Regions from separate parts of the Homo sapiens genome. Here all the other regions are linked to region 1. A link is an interaction called in ENCODE POLR2A ChIA-PET data of the cell type or tissue named here. Cell type or tissue: MCF 10A. All regions are shown on one strand.

Evidence for each region. Peaks named below come from ENCODE experiments on the same cell type or tissue, not always from the same donor. Only the 100,000 strongest peaks of a DNase experiment are listed, where the experiment ranks them.
Region 2: POLR2A ChIA-PET joins it to region 1 with 7 read pairs; 4 of 35 experiments call an interaction of 5 or more read pairs at or near these places.
Region 3: POLR2A ChIA-PET joins it to region 1 with 5 read pairs; 3 of 35 experiments call an interaction of 5 or more read pairs at or near these places.

Annotation. Positions count from the first base shown.
Region 1 is chr13:27,127,293-27,135,292 of GRCh38, reverse strand. All of the region lies in intron 1 of USP12 (ubiquitin specific peptidase 12), which reads left to right. The region is part of intron 1 of USP12-AS1 (USP12 antisense RNA 1); the gene reads right to left. Among named protein-coding and RNA genes, the nearest start is that of USP12-AS1, 5.8 kb to the right of the region's middle. RefSeq lists a silencer at 4,073-4,122 and an enhancer at 4,153-4,222. In MCF 10A, no CTCF peak of the experiment used is centred here; DNase peaks (open chromatin) are centred at 3,942 and 4,492.
Region 2 is chr13:27,049,907-27,057,906 of GRCh38, reverse strand. LOC105370124 (a long non-coding RNA gene) reads left to right here. Exons shown (of 2, transcript XR_941767.3): 1 at 1-2,411. Among named protein-coding and RNA genes, the nearest start is that of USP12-AS1, 72 kb to the left of the region's middle. In MCF 10A, no CTCF peak of the experiment used is centred here; a DNase peak (open chromatin) is centred at 3,506.
Region 3 is chr13:27,216,433-27,224,432 of GRCh38, reverse strand. It overlaps LOC124903137 (a long non-coding RNA gene), which reads right to left. Exons shown (of 2, transcript XR_007063732.1): 2 at 3,979-5,086. Among named protein-coding and RNA genes, the nearest start is that of LINC00412, 17 kb to the left of the region's middle. In MCF 10A, no CTCF peak of the experiment used is centred here; no DNase peak of the experiment used is centred here.

The DNA of each region.
Region 1 (8,000 bases):
ATTTTATGATTATTTATTTATCTGAGACAGGCTTGCTTTATTGCCCAGGTTTTGTGGTCTCGGCTCACTGCAACCTCTGCCTTCAGCTATTGATTTTTCCACCTCAGCTTCCTGAGTAGCTGGGACTACAGACGCACTCCACCATGCCAGCTAATTTTTGTATTTTTCTTAGTAGAAATGGGCTTTCACCATGTTACCCAGGCTGGTCTCAAACTTCTGGGCTCAAGGGATTTGCCCACCTCGTCCTCCCAAAGTGCTGGGATTGCAGTCATGAGCCACAGCACCTGGCCTTGTTTTAGGATATATTTTTATTTGAACTGTTCATAGATATCTTCAGCATCTGTGAAACATTTAGTTAGAACATGTCTACTTTCATTTAAGTGTACGTCTGTTTACGGCACTTTAAAATTCATTTTTGATGGTGTCAGTGAGTATGGCTTGGGATAGCATTTCCATTTCTATAATATTGACAATTTTTTTTGTTAGCTAATATCCCCACTTAATAGATCATTAATTACTGACCTAGTCTTTTTATAAAACTGATTGAAGATGGCTTATCTATTATGACGTCTATCTTGTACAATCATGACATCAAATCTCTAGGCATAATTAATAAACTGTTCAAGTTCTTCTTTAATGGCACTCATAATTGTTTATTTGAGGTTTTTTTAGGCTCATGAGAGTTCCTTGGACAACCCTTTGTTGTTCAAAATGAAGTAATTGAGAGAGTATATTTTGTAATATGGAAGACTTTAGGGGACCTGATTAGAAAGTAACTCTTCTCTTTTCTGACAGATTTGGGAGACAGCTTACCTTTTATGTGGGCATGGCAAAGTATGTTTTCTTACCTTGAAACTCATTGAAATTTTATTTTTCCACCCTCTCAGTTGCTGACTTATTCTCCTCTTTTTTTCTGTGTCTCTTTTCAGAATATAATAGAGAATGAGCTTATATGGCAAGCCAAATGTGATAGAGAAATTTTAGAAATTGAACTGCTTTTGATCAAAACGCTTTCTTTTATGCTACCTTTCTCCAAATTCTGTCCTATAAGTTGTTAGTAACCCTATAGAGAGAGCTTCTTTAGTCTTTTTCATTTATAGGGCAGTCACACATTTCAGTCATAATGTGTGACTAATTAAACATTTATTTTTCACAGGGTCTGGCTCTGTGACCCAGGCTGGAGTGCAGTGGCCTGATCATAGCTCACTGCAGCCTTGAACTCCTGGGCTGAAGCCATCCTCCTGCCTCAGGCTCTCAAGTAGCTAGGACTACAGGCATGTACCACCTAATGGGCATGCCCAGCTGATGTTTTTATTTTATTTATTTAGAGATGGGATTTCACTGTGTTGCCCAGGCTGGTCTCAAGTTCCTGGGCTCACGTGATCCTATTGCCTTGACCTCCCAAAGGGTTGGGATTACAGGCACAAGCCACCACTCCCAGCCCCAAATATTGCTTTATAAATTAGAATAAAATTAGGACATTTTTCTGAATATAATTTTTTTTTACATTTCTATATGTAGTATTTAAGAAAACTGTTGGTGATTATTAGTGAAATAGTGGTCTGAATGAAACCTGCTTTGGTATGGGCTGAGAGTTTCCGATCAGATTGATTTAGCTCCAGGTATTTCTCCCATTATTGTAGAATTTTTTTTTTTTTTTTTTTTTGAGACAGAGTCTTGCTCTGTCGCAGGCTGGAGCGCAGTGGCGCGATATTGGCTCACTGCAAGCTCCGCCCTCCCAGGTTCATGCCATTCTCCTACCTCAGCCCCACCGGTAGCTGGGACTGCAGGTGCCCGCCACCACACCCGGCTAATTTTTGTATTTTTTAGTGGAGACGGGGTTTCACCATGTTAGCCAGGATGGTATTGTAGATGTTTACTAGCAAAGCTTTTTACGTAATTTAGATGATAATTTATATTCTGGGAAGAGTAGACTACTTTGAAGTAATACTATTCTTGTTAAACTATGTTATAAAGGATCCTGAGATCAGTCTAAGCATGTGCACACCCATTCTAAAATTTTTATAGAAATAACAGAAAGATGTCATGTGAGTGTGGTGAGTGTGGTGTTTGCGTTAAGTTTATTGAACTGGAATAGAGCTAGAGGATAGACTGTGTTATTAATAGATCAGATATTTTTGAGGATTCCTAGAGGATTGCAAGATAGTAAATAGGATTAGAGAGACAACAGCTAGTAGAAAAAGTTACAGCAGGAGAGAGAATAATTAATAAGTGTTAGTTAACAGCTGACCCTGGGCTTCTTGAGAGAGCCCTGGTGGAAGCTTGAGTTTGGAATCAACAGTTCATAGTAGGAGCATGGCTGTGTTGCCATCACCATGGTAATTAAAGAAGTTCATTCAGAATAGCTGGCTCAATGGAGCCTCCTTTCTGTCCCCTTCAGAGTGGCTGGTTTGCCAGGCTTTCACCTTTAGGATAAGGCTAGAGTCATGGTCTTGCCAGAAAGTGGGTGATCTTTTGTCTGAGGAGTGCGTGAGAGTGGAGAGAGCAGAGAAGAGCTCATACATAGCACTTTGGTTTTTACAGCAGACACAGGACAAGGACATTCCTATTCTGAGTACTGCTCTTCTTGTTAACGTGCCCACCAGCTCCTCACACACATAGAACTTGAAACCAACGATCTTTTAGGACAGCCAGACCTACGCAAATGCAGAGGAAACCCTCTTGAGATACTTACACTAACCATCTTTCATTCACAAAGCCGTACAGCCAACCAGGGATTTCCAGACACTTGAGGACAACCAAGAGATTGGAACATGGAAGAGTCTCCTTCGAGGGGCAGTAATTTAATGAGTGAGGGCTATATTTCTGTTCCTTTGCTTTTTCTTTTTCTTTTCTTTTTTTTTGCCTTCCTGTACTGCTTTTTATTGGAATGATATTTTATGTTTTGCTAGTAACCTATACATTTTTTAACATGTGTAACTAAAATTTTCTTGTTTGAAGTTACTAACATTTCTACTGGCCCCTCTCTACTTCATAAGCCAATCTCCTTTGCACACATTAGCTACCCTTCAAGTATCTACTCTTTCTAGTTAATTGCTTTTTGAATACACCAAAGATAAAGCATGGAAGATATAATTATAGAAGCTAATGTAAATGTTATAATCCCTGAATATATGAGTAAGTGGCTGGGAGGTGGAGGAAATGAGGGATAGCAGGAAAGGTGAATGTGCTTATTTCCTTTTGTTTCATAGCCCGGATTTCTTACGTGCTATATGAGAATTGGTAAATCTAGCTAAAGATTTAGATGTAGAACCAGTAGAAGCACTAGAACAATACTCTACCCAGTGACACGTAATAAAAATTAGGAGGTGGCCTGTGGAAGGAGAGTTGGGAGGTAGTGTGTGTGTCAATTTCTCTTCTTGCAAAAGCACAGAATTAAGAGCTGTTGACTGAGGCATGCAATATATTATTTAAAGTTATGATAATCATTATTAAGAACTAAAACCGTTAATGGGTATTGTCTCCAGGGAAATGAACCTTAAGAGAGGGAGTGGTGAATAATACTTTGAGTTTTACACCCTCTTTACAGTTTGAATTATTTTTAGATTGTGAACTTAGAGTACTTATAAAATAAAAGGTTTTATACAAAGCATATGAAAGGGATTTGGTGCTTGTTCTGATATTTTAACTGTCCATAGGAAGCTAACCTCAGACTTTTACATAGGTTAAAGAGTGGTCTCTTTTCCATTTACATAGTGGCTTTCAAAACCAAGTGTACTTGAACAAGGTACTTCACTCTACTGGGGCAAGTTTCCATCACGTTGCTCACTTTGGTAAAATGATTACTTAGAAAAATCCAAATGACTCATGTTTCTAGTCATACCTTTACATAATGCTTTACGTTTTACAGCACTTTCACATTCACTATTTGATTTCTGTAACCCCGAGGTAGGCAGAGTAGGTATTTTCCTGTATGATATGGTGAGGAAACTAAGACTGAGAAAGTGACTCACCCAGAGTCACGTGGTTTGAGAAGTGGTGGTGGAGCTCACTGCTCACCCTCTCACCAGGAGGGTTTCACACCTGTGCAGCCTTCTGGCCTGCTATGGCTAAAGTGTCTCTTACCAGTTCTTACCTTTCTTCTTTGTAATGTACCCACACTCAAGTTCCCATATTGACTGCTTCCTGCATTCTGAATTTGTATTCAAATTGTGTTTAACATATGTAAATCTGTGCTTATTTTAAAAAATGAATTTTACTGCATTTTGAAAATGCCACACATAAACTTTGAGTGTCATTCAGCTCTTGTTATTTCTATAGCTGCACAACACTATTCCTTCCTTACTTTCATGAACTGATCTTTTCATCCAGAATTTTTCTGACACCCTTGTTTTTAAGCGTCACGGCTTGCTGAAGCAAAGTGGTGGAATTTAAATGTTGTTGCCTTCAAGAATTAGCTAATCTTTTGGACTTGTGATACTTGTGTAATCTTTTTGGACTTGTGATTTGACCTCATTTGATCCCTGCAGAAATGGTTCTCATCCAGGAAATTTGAGATTTCAACAAGTGACTCACTGAAAAAACCACGTTAGTCGTGGGGAAGTAAGCGTGCTCAGCTCTTGTTTTGGGACCCCAGTGTGATACCGTTGATACGATTGATTTAATAATACCTTTGACTAGTCATTCCAGTGTCTGGAATTCCTCAGGGATGGTTTCTGTCAAATTCTTTTTTCCTGCAAATACACCATATTTTCCTTTTTTTTTTTTTTTGGCATGTTTTGTGATTTTTTTTGTGTGTGTGTGAGAACTGAACAGTTTGAATGTTGTAATGTGGTGACTCTGAAAATCAGATTCTCCACCTCCTCAGTGATTGCTTTTTTGAGGCTTGCAGTCATCCATTTGTATAATGACTTTTCTAAACCAGTTTTGCAAAGTCTGTATTCCTTGTTGTGTGTGGTCACTGAAGTTTCTGTCTTACTATCTCTGGACAGCTATGACTTGATAGAGATTTAGTATAATGTCTGGATCCCCATCCCCCTCAATAAAGGGAAAAAAACAAGAAAGGTTGCAGCCTAAGGGGACAGAAACAAAAGCAAGAATCTGTGCTGTTTCCCCAGGCTACTGCCAGAACTGAGCAAAATGCACAATCCTAAATTGTTGAGGGCAAGGTTCCCGCTGCCAGCCCTGTTACTAGGCAGCTGCTCTAGGAGGTGGTCCTGTGCCCGCCTCTGGGGATGCTGAGGAGTAGGGAATAGTAGCTGGTTTGCATGCTGTGCTCTCTTCTCCCTTCATCAACTACTGCCCTGGGTGTTTAATGTCTGATTAGGTTCTAAGGTTCAGAATAGTTGATTCTGATGTATTTTTCAGCTTAATGGTTTTGGTGGAAGGACTAACCCTGGGAGCTTTCTACTCTGCCATTTTTCATGTTGGTCACTCCACTCGTATGTTTTGGATGTGACCGTGCTTCATGCCAGTTGGCAGCCAGTTCTTTTCTACTTCCCCACCATTTATCAAAGAGTGGTGCTTTCTTGTTGTTGAAAAGACCGAAACTACATTAATGGAATAAAGTTCTTTGCAGCATTTCTCTAACATCCTTCACAAAAATTATGCATACATTTATTTTTATTTGCTATTATTATTATTAAGAGATAGGGTCTCACTCTGTCGCCCAGGTCATAGTTCACTGCAGCCTCGAACTCCTGGGCTTAATGATCCTCCTGCCTCAGCCTCCCGAACAGCTGGGACTACAGGCGTGCTCCACAACATCCTCTGTAGAGACAGAGTCTTGCTATGTTGCCCAGCCTTCTCTAGAACTCCGGGCCTTAAGCAGTCCTCCTGCTCTGACTTCCCAAAGTGCTGGTATTATGGGCATGAACCACTGCACCTGGCCTACGCATAGCTTTAGAGTGACACTGTCATTTTATGAGCTGTTGATGGTGTGGTTACTAAGAATGGTTTTTATTTTTGCAGAACTTAAAAGTTGTTTTCAGTTCTTCCACAGTTTTATAGCTGGAAAATGGTAAGAGAGAACCACATTTTATAGGTCAGGGGAATCGAGGTCTAGAAAACAGGACTGGCAGAGATGCTGCTTTGTTCTTTCCACTTAACTGTGGTTTAATATAATATTCCTGTTGTCTCAGTGACACGGAAAGAGCTACAGGTCACTTTCTTATTGTGGTAAGAATGAAGAACTCTTTCTAGATAGTTCACAATATGAGTACTTTTTTTTATTTGAAGTGTATGGAATATTCCGAGTATTTGATAAAACTATGTAAGTTTGATGATAATTTGCTTTTTATTAGGGTGAGTCAGAGTCTGCATATGGAATCTGGAGTATGAACTCCGTTACTATTAAACTAAGTCAGTCCATAATGTAATTTGTTGATTTTGGTTTCACTTGAACTTAATAATACCTTGTATTTATATAGTGATTTTCTTCTCAGGAGTGGTAGGTACTTTACAGATACTTTATTATACTGTAACATAGGTGCTGGGAAAAATAGAAGCGTTCATGTTTTTATAAGTGGAAAAGCATCAACACAGGTTTTCTCACTGAGCATAATCACAGAAATCTGTTATCCAAGTCAGGTGTCTGAAGGGTACGCAGGGTGGCAATCCAGGGATCCTTGCTTTTTATAGAGCTGAAACATTATTTGGTGGAATAGATATAGAAATTATCAAGAATATGGTAGAAAGAGCTTGATGAAACATTCTTGTAATTTGTTCACCAAAGTGGGTGAATCCCTGCATTGAAGACAATGTGAAGATGCTGAAAAAACACATCTTGCCCACCCTTTTTGCCTTAGGTAAGGTGCCAGTTACGGAGTTCAGATATAGTTATGTTTTAAATGTTAGCTATCCATGAGAGTATTTTATTAATTTTTTGAAAGTTTTTTGTATTGTTAGGAAAGTAGGATCTGTAAAGTTTCATCGTGCACTCAAGTATGTTCTTATGCTGAGTTTGGTCATATTTGAGAATTTTCCTTTTGATGTTATTGTTAAGCCAAATGTGAAGGCTTGACAGAGTGGTTCTTGGAAAAGCCAGTATTATTACTACTGTTACTTCTAACAGAGATGAAGTAATGAGATTTCTTTCATTAGCTCATTGTCTCATTGTGAACATTTACAGATCAAAAGCTTGTTTTTCGTTCGTTTATTTTTTTGGCATCCAGTGATCTTATATTTCCATATCTTGACTGAGTTAAAAGACTTAAGGTAAATCCGAATCTTCTTTTGTTCTCTCTAAATATTCTCTATAACACATTTAGCCATGAATTATGTGGTGAAACTTTTCATTGAAAATACTGAATAAAATAATCGGAATACTGTGCTTTTTGACATGTCTAATAGGAACATTGAGTTTCTAGTGGACGTTTGAACTTTTGAAAGTTAAAATTACATGCCTGTTGGTTTTGGCTTAGTTATTTAGCAGTGAATTATAATATTGATTCAGATATGTAACTTGTTTTTTATTACATAAGTGGAGTCCTCTGAGTAAATTTAAATTTGCAGTTACTTGCGCAGTGATTAATCATAGAATTGGATTTTTTCTGAAGAGATGAGAAATTTAGATGTTTAATATGTTACATATGTGCTTCTGTGGTGGCAGTTGAAGGAGAAAGTAAACTACTTTTAATTTCTTCTGGGAAGAAATTCAGTTTTTGAGAACTTGCCAGAAATCTTCCCTATCAGGTTGAAGATTTTTAGGAGGGATATGGAGGGTAGGTGGGAGAATGGGATGTATACACAAACATAAACACTACTGGACGGCAAAATTATATTGTTTCTCTTTCTTCCTGCAATGGAACAAATGGTTTTCAGAAGACCTGTGATAGGAATAGAGGCAAAGGCCCTTTGATCATGTGATTATTAGAGCTTGATAACTGGTTGTACAATATTTCATTTCTCTCAGACTTAGCAACATGTTCTGACTTCTCCATTAGTGTTGGCAGCTGAACCTCTCTGTTCCCTTTTATGTCATTGGTACCATATATCTTACTGAGGGTCACTTTGCTTTGTGCCGATTTCTGATTTTAAGC
Region 2 (8,000 bases), 77 kb after region 1:
ATTTGAGATTAGGTGGAGTTGAAATGGCTATTAGGATTCTTAATTAGACTCTGTTTTTGGTGTGCTCACAAACTGTGTTATAAAGTCTATAGTGATTCTGAGGCATTTGATAATTGAGGACACACTGGTAAAACCAAACTAACAGCCTCATGTTGAAGAGTGCTGGTGAGTGGCTATTGAAAATTTCTGCCAGAAACTAGTTGCATCTGTATCATTTGATCTAGCATAAAACATTTCCTTTTCACTTATGGAAAGACACATCTTAAAAACCCTTGAAAGGGTTTAGGACAAGAAAAAAAATTCATTTGCTTGGCAATTTGCACATGTTTGGAGAGTTTTGTGAAGTGAACTGACTGCTAGATAGGTTAAAGCCAGCCTAATAGCAAATGGAATTGACCTGGATGTTGCTCTCTGTCATAGATGCAGATGTTTCAGGCAAACAGGAGGTAAGATGACTCGAGTGCAGCCTTTCAGCCTCATCTGGTGCGATAGCCCCTTGGGGTTAGGTTTGCTACCAGGCTCTCTAAGGAAATTCTGTCGTCAAGAGTTATCTGTGGCAGTGTCACTTTCTCTGACACAGGTCTGTTGGCATCCTTCCCAGCACCAATCTAGATCTGGACTGGTGATCACTTGTTGACCATAAGGTGTTTATTATTATTATTATTACTGTTCTGTTTTTGAGGCAGAGTCTCACTCTGTCACCCAGGCTGGACTGCAGTGGTGCAATCATGGCTTACTGCAGCCTTGACCTTCGGGGCTTAAGCAATTCTCCCACCTTAGCCTCCTGAGTAGCTAGGACTACAGGCAACTGCCACCATACCTGGCTAATTATTTTATTTTTTGTAGAGATGGGGTCTCACTTTGTTACCCAGGCTGGTCTTGAACTCCCGGGCTCAAGCGATTCGCCTGCCTTGGCCTTCCAAAGTGCTGGGACTACAGGCATTGAGCTACTGCATCTGGGTGATCATGTTTACTGCCATTCCTTTTGTTATATTTGATTTAATTTTTTAATTTTTTTTTTTTTTCCTTAGAGACAGGGACTTGCTCTGTCGCCCAGGCTGCAGTGCAGTGGTGTGATCATGGTTCACTGCAACCTCAAATTCCTAAGCTCAAGTGATCGTCCTGCCTCTCAGCCTCCTGAGTAGCTGGAACTACAGACATGCCATGATGCCTGGCTAATTTTCAAATTTTTTGTAGAGATGCGGTCTCGCTGTGTTGCCCAGATGGGTCTCAAACTCCTGGCCTCAAGTGATCCTTCAGCCTCAGCCTCCCAAAGCGCTGGGATTACAGGTGTGAGCCACTGTGCCGGGCCATGCCTTCTCCTTTGTATGTTGAGCTAAGCATACACACTTTAAGTAGGCAGTGAGCCAGCTCTTCACAGCCTCATGACCTTGAACAAGTTGCATAGCCCTCCTAAGCCCACATTTCCCATTTGTAAAATGGCTAAAGTAATACCATCTTGAAAGACGTGAAACTCAACTGAGAAACTTAACCTCACACAGTTTGTGGCAATAATTCCCCAAATAGTGTCATCTAGAAATATGCTAAAACCCAACTGTAATTACCCAGATATTTATTGAACATGCGTTATGTGAAGAGCATCGTTATCAGTTGTTGCAAGGAATGTAAAGATGCCTAAGGCAATTTCCATTCTCATGGCGCTTTCCGATGTAGAAGAGGAGTTTTTGTTGTTAAAGGCTAGACAAAATCTATGTAAAATGTCCTTTGGGTTCAGAGAAAGGAGTTACCAGAGGAAGCCTGCTGTGGTTAGGAGTGCAGGTTCTAGAGGCAGATCACCTTCATGCCCCAGCCCCACTCCGGGTGTTATCCTGGGCACCCGCGCCTCAGTGTCCTTATCTATGAAACAGAGAGCGTTATGGATGCCTGCTTAGCTCAGTGTTAGGAGGATTCCATGAGTGAGCATTTAGTTGAAAGTGCTCCGTAAATGTTAGTAATTATCTGTTCATTCAGCACATATTTATTGAGTGCCTACTGCATTCAATTACCAAGAACAGCAAGTTGAGTGAGATTTTGTATATGCAGTTTGGTGAAGGAAACACAAATCAGTAATGAGTTGCAGGGATACAAAGTGTTGAGAGCCATAATGGGAGCATAAATAAGATGATGCAGGAACACCGGGAAAAGGCATCTAAATCATATTACTGAGCAGAAAAGGCCTCAGGGGAAATAGCACGTGAACTGAGCTTCCAAGAAGTCAGGGTTATTTAGATCAAAGATAGGGTGGAGGCGGGCGGCATTCTGGGTTTCAAGAAAACAGTCCATGAGAAGGCATGGTGGCACACACAAGCATCACACGTCTGGGAAGTACAGCTTTCATGTGGCTGCAGTACACTTGGCAATATTTGGCGAGAAAAGGAGGATTCTAATCCCCAAGGGCCCTTTTTATCCAGGTAAGGAGTCTGGATTTTCCTAAAATGGACATAGGGAACTTTTGAGGAATGTTAATGACTGATTTCTCACGATGACATTTTGGTAAGGTCATTTCAGTGGCAGCGGAGGAGGTAGATTGGAGAGGAGAGCCTGACTGGAAGAGAAAGACCCCTGAGAAGGTAGTAGGAATCCCATTGAGAAGGGACAGGAACCTGGACAAGGTGAAGGCACTGGGGTTGGAGGTGGGGGCTCGGGACTCCAGGTACTGAGGGCAGTCTAGGGCGTGGTGGAGAGTTTGCCATGGAAGTAAGCAGGAGGGAGTCTGCTCTTAACCACAAAAGTTGATGTTCTGCAGGGCTCTGTTCTAGGCAGTTTGCTTTGTTTAGACTCTTCTGAAACAACCATGTCTGCTCCCATGGCTTCAGTTATCATCGGATAACAGTGCCTACCAAACCTTTATCTCTAGCCCAGATCTCCCAGGTCCCAGGCCTGTGTCTCCAGCTGTGTCCCCTGTGCAGTTTTACCCAGTTATGACACAGACACCCCAGACTCAACTTGCTCTACCTACTTCCTGCCCCAACACTGACCTTCCTGCAGCTTCCCTCACCCTGCACGGTGCCATCATCCACCCATGTGCACCTGTCATTGGCTGGAAACCTTCCTTCAGTCCTTCATCTTCCTCCTGCACAGACATTCAGACATTGAGCAAGTTCTGTTAGTAGGACTGGCTCTGCAAACTCTCCTGAACCTGTCTTACCTCTCGTCCATTGCCCTGGTGAGGCTAGTCACCTGGGCCTCCTGCTCAACCTTTCTGCCTGCAGGCTTGGCCTTTACAAACACATTCTCACAGTGAAATTTGAGGGCTCTTTTTAAAGTGTACACATTTATTGAATAGATGCTGAAAGAACTCTCTGGCTTAAGACACTGCAGTGACTCCATGTTCCTCTGAGCAAAATCCATTTTCTTTAACCAGGTCCCTGAGAGCTCAGCTCCTAAACACCTCTGTCACTCTGTCTCTTGGTCTCTCTGTCTCGTCTCTCTCAGGCACACACACCCTCACCCTGTCTACAATCTGGGCATCTGCCATACTGACTCAGTCCCTGGAATGCATTGTGCATGAGCCCTCTCCCTGCTAAACCATGTGCATGTGTCATTTCTCCTGCCTGGAAAGCTCCCACCCCACCCCAACTTCTTACTTTGAAAACCCAGCCATCCTTCAGGTTTCAGCTTATGTCGCCACCTCAGGAAGTCTTTCCTGATTCCCTCCTGAGTGTTTCCACAGCCCCAGCACTTCCTCCGTCCCAGCACCTCCACACTGAGATGTGACTGCCTGTTGACCCGGCTGCCAGCTCATGACCTCACACCACCACCAGCAGACAGCCTCCCTACCTCAGTGGATTCCGCATTGTGAGGGCAGGGCTGTGAGCAATGTGTGCATCTTGTCTGCATGTGCCTAAGGAATAGCAAATGAATACATGAACGAGTGGGTAACTGGACTTCTCATTTCTGGCTTGGGTGACTAGTTAATAGCACCTACACCTAGAGAACAGGGGAGGATGAATTCCTATTGGGGAATGGTAATGTTTGATCTTGAACTTAGTGAGCTCCTGCTGGATTGAGTCCCTGGAAGGCAATGTGCGTGAGCCTTCTCCCCACTGAACATGTGCACGTGTCATTTCTCCTGCCTGGAGCACTCCCACCCCACCCCAACTTCTTAGTTTCAAAACCCAGCCATCCTTCAGGTTTCAGCTTATGTCTCAAGCTTCAGCTTATCTCCTGCTGGAGATGCCCAGCAGGTGGTTAGACACGTGGAGCAAGAGTTCAGGGAGGGCAGCGCTAACCATGGGCTTGGGAGTCATTAGTGTGGCATTGCTATTTGAAACCATTAATTTAGAAGAGGAAGTGTGTGTAGATTAAGGTGTACAGGGGGCCCTGATGGTGTCCTGGGGAACACGGAGGAGGTGCAAGTAGGAAACCCACAAGGCAGACAGAAAAGGCAGCAGGGAGAGACCCGGAAGAGAGTAGCCCACAGGGTCAGATGATGGACAGCCACGCAGGATAAGGATAAAAACATGTCCCTTGGATTTGACAATGAGGTCACAGTTGATCTGGGGGTGGGGGTGCGAAGCGCAAGCTAGATTGCAGAGATGTGACTGCGTGGGCAAGAGGAAATGGAGGGCTGGGCTGACCACTCCTTCCAGGAGCTGCCTGGGAAGGGGAGCAGGGAGCAAGTGAAGGGAGGGAAGGCAGGGAGTTGCAGCCCTTTGCACATTCCATGTTTGTAGGGTCTGGTATTTAAATTTTATTTTACAGTCCCTGTCATTGCTTTTTTCTCCCTGGTGTGGTAGAAACATCTCATTAGAGATAATTTAGAACACACAAGATATAAAGAAAAAAAATGCAACTGTAATTAACTCAGACAGCCAGTGCTGACATGCTGGTAAATTTCCCTCGAGTGTGTGTGTCCGGGTGTCCCCAGCCCTCCGTCCTGATGAAAGCACCAGGCCTGTGACATATGCATAGAAAGGGCTCAAACCCATCCCACTCGGGTGGGAAGTCTGGCCCCACTGCCAGCACCTCCTTCTTCCACACACATTATCTCTGGGGATTCTTGCTGGTTGGGGAGGTGATGAGGTTTCCTCCTAATCATTTTTTTTTTCTTTTTCAGATTTTCTAAATTTGCTGCCTTTTAAAAATCACTTTTGTGTGGAGGAAATGCAAGCCTTCTTATTTGCATTCCCTCCATCTGTCCTGTGTGTTCCAGCCATGTAGCAGTGAGCCGCTCCCTCCTAATCAGCCCCAGGAAGCCCTCTGACTCCCAAAGCCACTGTGCTTTTTTTCCTCATACATGGAGGGTTGCTCGGGGAAAATACATTAAGTAAATGCATGACTACATCCCCATGTCATTAGAATCCATCTTAATGGATGTATAATTTTCCATACATTGGTTATTTATTTGGTGGACATATGAGTCCATTTTCTATTCCTTAGAATAGAATATCTGAAAGGGGTAATTTGTAAGAAATGAAATTTGTTTCTTACGGGGCTGGAGGCTGGGAAGTCCAAGGTCAAGGGGGTACCTCTGGTGAGAGCCTTCTTGCTGGCAGGGACTCAGGTCCTGAGGCAGCAAAGGGCACCACCTGGTGAGGGGCACTTACTTGGTGGGGGGCTGTGGGTGCTCACATGCTAGCTCAGGTCGCTCTTCCTCTTCTTACTAAGCCACCAGTCCCACTCCTGTGATAACCCATTAACCCATGAATGGATTAACCCTTTCGTGAGGGCAGAGCTCTCATGATCTGATCACCTCTTAAAAGGCCCCACCTCTCGATACTGCCACATTGGGGATTAACTTGATACCTTAATTTTGGAGGGGAAAATGTATAATAGCCCATGGCTATGGTTTATTCCATATATCCATATATATATATATGTGTGTATATATATATCCATATATATGTGTGTATGTGTATATATATATATATCTCCATATATATATCTCCAACATGTATATACATATATATAATCCATCATATATATACACATATATATCCGTCATATACACACACACACATATATATATCCATCATATATATATATCCATCATATATATATATCCATCATATATATATCCATCATATATATATCCATCATATATATATCCATCATATATATATATCCATCATATATATATATATATATCCATCATATATATATATATATCCATCATATATATATATATATCCATCATATATATATATATTTTGGTGTACCCATCACCCAAGCAGTATACACTGCACCATATTTGTAGTCTTTTATCCCTTGCTCCCTCTCACTCTTCCCCACAAGTCCTCAAAGCCCATTGTATCATTCTTATGCCTTTGTGTCCTCATAGCTTAGCTCCCATGTATCAGTGAGAATATAGGACATTTGGTTTTCCATTCCTGAGTTACTTCACTTGGAATAATAGTCTCCAATCTCATCCATATATATCCATATATATGATGGAATACTACTCAGCCATAAAAAGGAATGAATTAACAGCATTTGCAGTGACCTGGATGAGATTGGAGACTATTATTCTAAGTGAAGTAACTCAGGAATGGAAAACCAAATGTCCTATGTTCTCACCGATATGTGGGAGCTAAGCTATGAGGGCACAAAGGCATAAGAATGATACAATGGACTTTGGGGACTTGTGGGGAAGAGTGGGAGAGGCCAAGGGATAAAAGACTACAAATATGATGCAGTGTATACTGCTTGGGTGATGGGTACACCAAAATCTCACAAATCACCACTGAAGAACTTATATAACCAAATACCACCTGTACCCCAATAACTTATGGAAAAATAAAAATAAATATTTAAAAGAAAAAAATAAAAGCATGATGTTTCATAGGACATCTAGACTGCATCTTGAAATTAGGAACTGGGATTGTGAACTGAAATCATTTTTCCACATAATATTGCTGCCTAAAAAACTAAAATTTAATGGTGTATGATAACCATTTTACTATGTTCATAAATTTTCTGGTTCAGGACACAGCAGGAACAGCTTGTCTCCGCTCCTCAATATCCATGGCCCCAAGTAAGAAGACTCGAAGGCTGGGAACAGCCCGATAGCTAGGGTCCAGGTCATCTGAAGGTTGATGTGGGTTGTCAGCTGGGATCTCGTCTGAGCTGTTGGCTAGACTACCTATGCCTGTGGTCTCACACATACCTCTCCATGTGATCTGTCCACATGGGATAACTTGGGCTTCCTCACAGTATGGCGGCTGGAATCCTGCATGAGCAAGGCAGAAGCGCAAGGCACTTTTATGATCTCCCCTCCAAAGTCACATAGCAGTACATCTGTCACAGTAGGTTGGTCAAGGCAGCCCCAAAGGTCTGCCCAGACCCAAGGACAAGTATGCCATGACATGGTGGAAGGGATGTCAGGGTCACTGCAAGAACAGGTGGCCTGGAAGAAAGATTGCTGCTGCCACACTCAGTGCCACATTTCTTCTCTAGTGGACCTCGTGGAGGAGACCTGTGATCTAAAGAGCACGTGAGGATATTTATTTAGTAAAAGCTTTTCGGGCATATCTGTTATAAAAAGGGCCAGGACAGAATGCACTGAGGAAAGAAGTAAAGACCGGGGAAGGGATTCCAGGCTGTGGAGGTGCCACCAGTCAAAGGTGTTGGGAGCAGGTTTAGATGCTGGCCTTGGTCACATTGTGTAAGGATGTTTCACGGTCATATGCCATTATTCTACCTGCAGGTAAGTGTCCCTGGGTCTGATGCTGCAATGGGCACAGAAAATAGAAGCAGGGAGAGGGTGCATTACCTTGCATATAGTAAGCAATACACACACACACGTGCACGCATGCACACATGAGCACTGCAACTTTTCTAGACAGAACACTGGTTGGGAGGCTCCCTTGCCTGTGGCTTTCACCATGAACTCCTGAATGTGGGACTGGCAGGTTAGGGATACATGAGAGTCAGTAAAGAAAGTGCGGTTTGGAAGCAATCTCTGTCATCTTTTGGTGTCGAAGTATTAAATAGAATCAGCCAACATATTAGTTGCTGAAGTTACAAATCAGTGCATTTCCAAAGAGACATGAATGTAG
Region 3 (8,000 bases), 89 kb before region 1:
TAAATCTGTACTGAATAAATGCCTGCAGCGCAGGCTTGTCAGGGCTGCGGCTGCTACAACCCTTTAGGACACCCTCCTCGGGGTCTGTGAGCGGCCTGGTCCCCTAGCCCGCTCTTTCACTGGATACCTACACCTGAGTACTCCTTTCATCCATCGCTGGGCCAGACCCAGCAGTGCACTCCAGTCTGGGCAACAGAGCAAGACCCTATCTCTAAAACAACCACAACAAAACCCATTTTAAGTGTACAATTCAGTGGGTTTTAGTCCATTTGCAATGTTGTGCAACCATCACTATCTAGTTCCAGAACATTTGCATCACCACAAAAGGAAATCTTTTACCCAATAAGCAGTCATTCTATATTGTTCCCATGACCCAGACCCTGGAAACCACTAATAGGGGATTTGCTTATTCCGGATGTTTCATATAAATGAAATTTATATAGCCTGTTGTGTCTGTCTTTCATGCAGCATAAATTTTAAAACTTCATCCATGTTATAGCATGTATCAGTACTTCAGGGTTTTGGGGTTGTTTTTAGTTAAAGAGCATATTTACCTTTGTAAATTTACCTTATTTCCAGACACATTCATTTTTAATAAGCTTACAAAAAGTCAAATATCTAAATAAGCATTTTATTCTTACAAGTTGTTGTTTTCTAAAGTTATACACTTATTCTAATAACATTGCCATTTCTTGAAATGTTTTTGAGGTTTTTTCCAAAAGAATTCTAATTTTTTGGGGGAAAATTTAAAAGATTTTTTTTAATTATGGCAAAATTTATATAACATAAAATTTACCATGTTAACCATTTTTTAGTGTACAGCTCAATGGCATTAAGTACATTCATATTGTTATGCAACCATCACCACCATGCATCTCCAGAACTTTTTCATTTTCCCAAACTGAAATTATAACTTTTAAGCAATTAACTTCCCCATTACTCCCCTCCTGCCAGCCCCTGGCAACCACCATTCTATTTCTCGTCTCTATGCATTTAACTACTCTAGGTACTTTATGTAAGTGGAACAACAGAATTTTTGTCCTTTTGTTTCAGGCTTATTTGACTTAGCATAATGTTTTCAGGGCTACCTGTGTCTCTCAGAATTTCAGTTCTTTGTTTTAACTTTAGGTTCAGGGGTATATGTGCAGGTTTGCTATATAGGTACACTGTGTTTCACAGGGGCTTGGTGTACAGATAATTTAATCACCCAGGTAATAAACATAGCTACCCGATAGGTATATCTTCTGATCCTTTCCCTCCTTTTACCCTTCACCCTCAAAAAGGCCCCAATGTCTGTTGTTCCCCTTCTAGTATCTGTGTGCTCGTTGTTTAGCTCCCACTTAGAAATGAGAACTTGCAGTATTTGGCTTTCTGTTCCTGTGTTACTTAGCTTAGGATAATGACCTCCAGCTGTATCCATGTTGCTGCAAAGGACATGATCTCATTCTTTTTTATTGCTGCATAGTATTCTATGGTGTATATGTACTACATTTTAAAAATCCAGTCTATCATTGATGGGCATGTAGGTTGATTCCATGTCTTTGCTATTGTGAATAGTGCTGCAGTGAAATGCACGTGCATGTATCTTTATGGGAGAGCAATGCATATTCCTTTGTGTATATACCTAATAATGGGATTGCTGCATCAAATGGTAATTCTGTTTTATATTTTTCAAGCAATCTACACTGCTTTCCACAATGTCTGAACTAATTTACACTCCCACCAGCAGTGTATAAGTGTTCCCTTTTCTCTGCAACCTTGCCAGCATCTGTTATTTTTAGACTTTCTTTTTCTTTTCTTTTCTTTTCCTTTTTCTTTTTTTTTTGAGACAGAGTCTGCCTCTGTTGCCCAGGCTGGAGTGCAATAGTGTGATCGCAGCTCACTGCAACCTCTGCCTCCTGGGTTCAAGCGATTCTCATGCCTCAGCCTGCTGAGTAGCTGATATTACAGGTGTGTGTCACTTTGCCTAGCTAATTTTTGTATTTTTAGCAGAGACAGGGTTTCACCATGTTGGTCAGGCTGTTCTCGAACTCCTGACCTCAAGCAATCCACCCACCTTGACCTCCCACAGTGCTGGGATTACAGGCATGAGCACTGCGTCTGGCTTTTTTTGCTTTTTAATGATAGCCATTCTGACTGGTGTGAGATGGTCTCTCATTGTGGTTTTGATTTGCATTTCTCTAATGATTAGTGACATGGAACATTTCTTTATATACTTGTTGGCCACATGTATGTCTTCCTTTAAAAAGTGTCTGTTCATGTCCTTTGCTGACTTTTTAGTGGGGTTGGTTTTTTTTTGCTTGTACATTTGTTTAAGTCCCTTATAGATTCTGTGTATTAGACCTTTGTTGGATGCATAGTTTGCAAATGTTTTTTTTCCATTCTATAGGTTGTCTGTCTACTCTTTTGATAGTTTCTTTTGTTGTGCAGAAGCTCTTTAGTTAGTTAGTTAGTTCGTTAGTTAGTTATTTAGTTAGTTAGTTTATTTTTGAGACAGAGTTTCGCTCTTGTTGCCCAGGCTGGAGTGCAATGGCATGATCTCGGCTCATCAAAACCTCCGCCTCCCGAGTTCAAGCAATTCTTCTGCCTCAGCCTCCCAAGTAGCTGGGATTACAAGCGCCCACCATGCCCAGCTAATTTGTTTTTTTTTTTAATTTTTAGTAGAGATGGGGTTTCACCACGTTGGCCAGGCTGATCTAGAATTCCTGACATCAGGTGATCCACCTGCCTCGGCCTCCCAAATTGCTGGGATTACAGGCATGAGCCACCGCACCTGGCCTAGTTTAATTATTAATAGGTCCCATTTGTCATTTTTTGTTTTTGTTGCAATTGCTTTTGGCATTTTTGTTGTGAAATCTTTGCCAAGTCCTATGTCCAGAATGGTACTTCCTAAATTATCTTCCAGGGTTTTTATAGTTTTAGGTTTTACATTTAAGACTTTAATTCCTCTTGAGTTGATTTTTTTATGTGGTGTAAGGTAGGGGTCCAGTTTCAATCCTCTGCGTATAACTAGGCGGTTATCCCAGCACCATTTATTGAATGAAAGTCTGTTCACTATTGTTTGTTTTGTCAGCTTTGTCAAAGGTCAATTGTTGTAGGTGTATGGCATTATTTCTGGGCTCTCTTCTGTTCCATTGGTTTATGTGTCTGTTTTTGTACTAGTACCATGCTGTTTTGGTTACTGTAGCCTTGTAGTATAGTCTGAAGTTGGGTAGTGTGATGCCTCTGGCTTTGTTCTTTTTGCTTAAGATTGTCTTGGCTACGTGGGCTCTTTTTTGGTTCCATATGAATTTTAAAATAGTTTTTTTTTCTAATTCTGTGAAGAATGTCATTAGTAGTTTGATAGGAATAGCATTGAATCTGTAAGTTGCTTTGGATAGTATAGCCATTTTCATGCTATACTATCCATGAGCATGGAATATTTTTCCATTTGTTCATGTCATTTCTGATTTTGTTGAGCAGTGTTTTGTAATTCTCATTGTAGAGATCTTTCACCTCCCTGGTTAGCTGTATTCCTAGGTATCTAGGTATTTTTGAATTTTAATCCTTTTCTTTTTTTTTTTTTTTTTTGAGACAGGATCTGGCTCTGTCACCCAGGCTGGAGTGCAGTGGTGCTGTGTCCGGAATTGGTGGGTTCTTGGTCTCACTGACTTCAAGAATGAAGCCACGGACCCTTGCCATGAGTGTTACTGTTCTTAAAGATGGTGTGTCTGGAGTTTGTTCCTTCAGATGTTCAGATGTGTCTGGAGTTTTTTCCTTCTGGTGGGTTCGTGGTCTTGCTGACTTCAGGAGTGAAGCTGCAGACCTTCGCGGTGAGTGTTACAGTTCATAAAGGTGGCGGTCCAGAGTTGTTCGTTCCTCCCATCCAGAGTTGTTCGTCCCCCCTGGTGGGTTTATGGTCTCACTGGCTTCAGGAGTGAAGCTGCAGACCTTCACAGTGAGTGTTACAGCTCATAAAGGTGGCATGGACCCAAAGAGTGAGCAGCAGCAAGATTTATTGCAAAGAGCGACAGAACAAAGCTTCCATAGCATGGAAGGGCACCCAAGCGGGTTGCCACTGCTGGCTCGGGTGGCCTGCTTTTATTCCCTTATCTGGCCCCACCCACATCCTACTGATTGGTTCATTTTACAGAGAGGTGATTGGCCCGTTTTACAGAGAGCTGATTGGTCCGTTATGACAGAGTGCTGATTGGTGCATTTACAAACCTTTAGCTAGACACAGAGCACTGATTGGTGCATTTACAATCCTTTAGCTAGACACAAAAGTTCTCCAAGTCCCCTACCCGATTAGCTAGACACAGTGCACTGAGTGGTGCATTTACAAACCTTTAGCTAGACACAGAATGCTGATTGGTGCATTTACAAACCTTTAGCTAGACAAAGAGTACTGATCAGTGTGTTTACAAACCTTTAGCTTGACAGAAAAATTCTCCAGGTCCCCACCCGACCCAGAAGCCCAGCCGGCTTCACCTCTCAATGGCACTTGCCACGGGACTTTGCAGCACCTAGCCCAGGCACTCCGGCAGCCCAGAGGGAGCTCATACCCCAATCAAGCCCAGCAAGTGCCGGCCGGCCGTGCAGAGTGCGGGGCCCTCCGAGCCTGCGCCCACCTGGAACCCATGCCACCTGCGAGTGCTGCATGCAGCCCCGGCTCTTGCCCGCACCTCTCCCTCCACACCTCCCCACAAGCAGAGAGAGCTGGCTCCGGCCTCAGCCAGCCCCAGAGAGGGGCCCCCACAGCACAGCGGCAGGTTGAAGGGTTCCTCAAGCGTGGCCAGAGCAGATGCTGAGGCCGAGGAGGCACCGAGAGCGAGCAAGGGCTGCTAGCACGTTGTCACCTCTCAATCCCCCCTCTAAACAGGACACCCCAACTGCTGTTGGGAATTTGGCTGATGACCACTGTAGCTACTTCCTGCTGGATAGGGGCGAAGAAGCGGCCCTGCAGTTGTAGTCTCCTCCAGAAGGGAACTCTTTAGGCTAGTGGAAGGGCCCAGCAGGTCAGTCCAGGGGTCCTTGGTAGAAGCTGTTAATTGAGCTCATTTGGGGTTCCATTTGTAAGACCATCTGTAGCTTGATGGCCTCGATTCTAGAGGAAACAAATTTGACAAGTAGGTTAAAAATACAGAGTCCAAAGGTGAGTAACAGCAAGATGGCTGCCACGGGACCTAGAAAGGGGAGAAGCCATGTTGCTCAACTCCAGAGGTTGTTATAAGAGTTTGAAAGGCATTGTCTGATTTCAGAAGCCTTTTTCTGTAAACACTGGATGGCATCTCATACTATCCCTGACTGGCTAGTGTAAAAACAACACTCTTCCCCTAAGAAGCTGCAGAGTTCTCCTTTCTCAGCAGTGAGGAGGTCTAGGCCTCAGTGGTTTTGGAGAGTCACTGCTGCTAAAGAGTCTATTTGGGATTGTAGAGTAAGGATAGATTTCGTCACTTCCTGCAAACTGTCTGAGAAATTCTTTGAGAGTGTGTGGCAGTAAGATAATGCATGTTACACTGTTAACTTTTAGCAAACTTTACTTTAGTTGAAAACCTTGTAAGTTTGGGATTTTAATTTTTCTTTGCTATTAATAAAACCTTGTTCAGTCCATATTAACTTAGAATTGGTATAGATGTCTCCCTCCTGATTCTGTAAGTACTTTAAGATTTGGCTGAGTGCAAACAACTCGCACATTTGAGCAGACCAATTATTAGGCAATTTTCCTAACTCTGCTTCTATAAGAATTTCCTTATCACTTACTGAATGCCCATTGTGTCTTTTTCCATAATCGCTCAGGAGGAACCATCTATCATCCTCTCCTGAAGGGAGTTCCTACTAGGTCTGGTCAGACCTTCAAATTTAGATCCCCTGTTAGGAAACCTGCTGGGTTAAGGATATTTGATAGGAAGGCTACGGGTTGTCAGTGGCCTCAGTGCTTTTTGGCTATGCCCTTGTTTGCGCTGACAACAAAGTGGTATTGGAGTGTTATAGGGTCATGGAGAAGACCTTCAATTATCAATTATAGGTTTTAAATTTATCCTGGCTTTTAAAGGAATAGGGTACACTGTTTTTTCTTTACTACTTCCATCTCTCTTTCTCTTTGACTCCTTTGTCTCTCTCTTTCTGACTCCCTCTTTGTCTGTCTCTTCCTCTCTTTCTCCTTCTTTGACTTTTGTCTCTCTGTTTCTGTCTCTCTGTCTCTTCCTCTCTGTCTCCTTCTTTTTGTCTGTTTCTTCCTCTCTTTCTTTTTCTCTGACTTCCTATCTCTTTCTCTCTTTCCTTTCTGCTGGTCTTTCCCTGTCTCTGCTAGCTGCTTATGCTACTGTTCTCCCCTCTCCTTCCCCTTTTTGATGGCTTCAGCAGTGTAAGACTGCCACCTCCTTGGGTTTTTGCACTGTGTGCAATAACTCCATAATTTCCTTGTGGTATTTAACAGGGGTTCCCCCAGAGGTTAGGAACTCCCTTTCTTTCCATATTGCAGCATGGGCATGTAGGATTAGATAAGCATACTTGCTATCTGTATACACATTTTTTCTTTTTCCCTTTCCCAGTTCTAAGGCTCGGGTAAGTGCCACTAGTTCTGCTAACTCGGTGCTGGTCCCTGGGGGAAGAGGCTTACTTTCAAGTACAGTTACATCACTAACTATGGCATAACCTTCCCTTCATATCCCATTCTCCACAAATGAACTTCCATCGGTATATAGGTTAAGGTCAGGATTAGCTAAGGGGATGTCTCAGAGATCATCTCGGGTGGCATAAGTCTCGACTGTAATTTGTTGGCAGTCATGCTCGATTGGTTCCCCATCCTCTGGGAGAAAAGTGGCAGGGTTGAGGGCCATGCATGTACATATTTGAAGCACCAGTCCCTCAAGGAGTAGCGCCTGATATCTAAGTAAGTGATGTCTGATAGCCATAAACTTCTTTTGGCACCTAGTGTGCCATTTACATCATGAGTAGTCCAGACAGTGAGATCCTTTCCTTGTATTATTTTGATAGCCTCGACACTAAGACCGCCACTGCCGCAACTGTCTGTAAACAGTGAGGCCAGCCTTTTGCTACTACATCAGTTTCCTTACTTAGGTATGCCATTGGTTGTGAGGTTGTCCCACGAGTCTGAGTAAGGACTCCAAGAGCTATCCCTGCTCTCTCTGTGATGTATAAAGAGAAGTTTTGTCCTGTGGGAAAGCTTAAACCTGGAGCATGTATTAGGGCCTGCTTTAAGGTTTTGAAGGCTGTTTCTGCCTCTGGTTCCCATTCTACTAGATGAGTATTTGCTCTCTGGGTCTCCTTGATTAGAGGATAGAGGGGCCTGGCTATCTTGCTGTATCTGGGGATCCATAGTCGGCAAAAGCCAGTGATTCCAAGGAACCCCCGCAACTGTTTTAATGTCTTAGGGTGAGGATAAGCCAGTATAGGCTGTATTCGTTCCTTGCTGAGGGCCCTGGTCCCTTTGGCAAAGATTAGGCCTAGATATTTGATCTGATGTAGGCAAAGCTTGGCCTTTGACCTAGACACCTTGTACCCTTGATCAGCTAAAAAGTTCAAGAGATCTACAGTAGCCTGCTGGCACAAGGCTTCCGAACTGGTAGCCAAAAGTAAGTCATCCACATACTGAAGGACCAGAGTGCCTGGACTTGAGAAGTGACCAAGATCTTGGGCCAGGGCCTGACCAAACAGGTGAGGGCTATCCCTAAACCGTTGGGGCAAGACCATCCACGTAAGTTGGACGTGTGGTCTGTGGGATCCTCAAAGGCAAAGAGAAACTGGGAGTCAGAGTGCAGGGGAATACAGAAGAAGGCATCCTTGAGGTCCAAAACAGTGAACCATTCTGCTTCCTCTGGTATTTGAGAGAGCAATGTATAGGGGTTGGGTACAACTGGATATAGAGGAATTACTGCCTCATTGATGAGTCTAAGATCTTGCATTAGTCTCCACTGACCGTTCAGTTTTTGTGCTCCTAGAATTGGGGTGTTGCAGGGACTGCTGCATTTCCTTACTAAGCCTTGAGCTTTTAAATG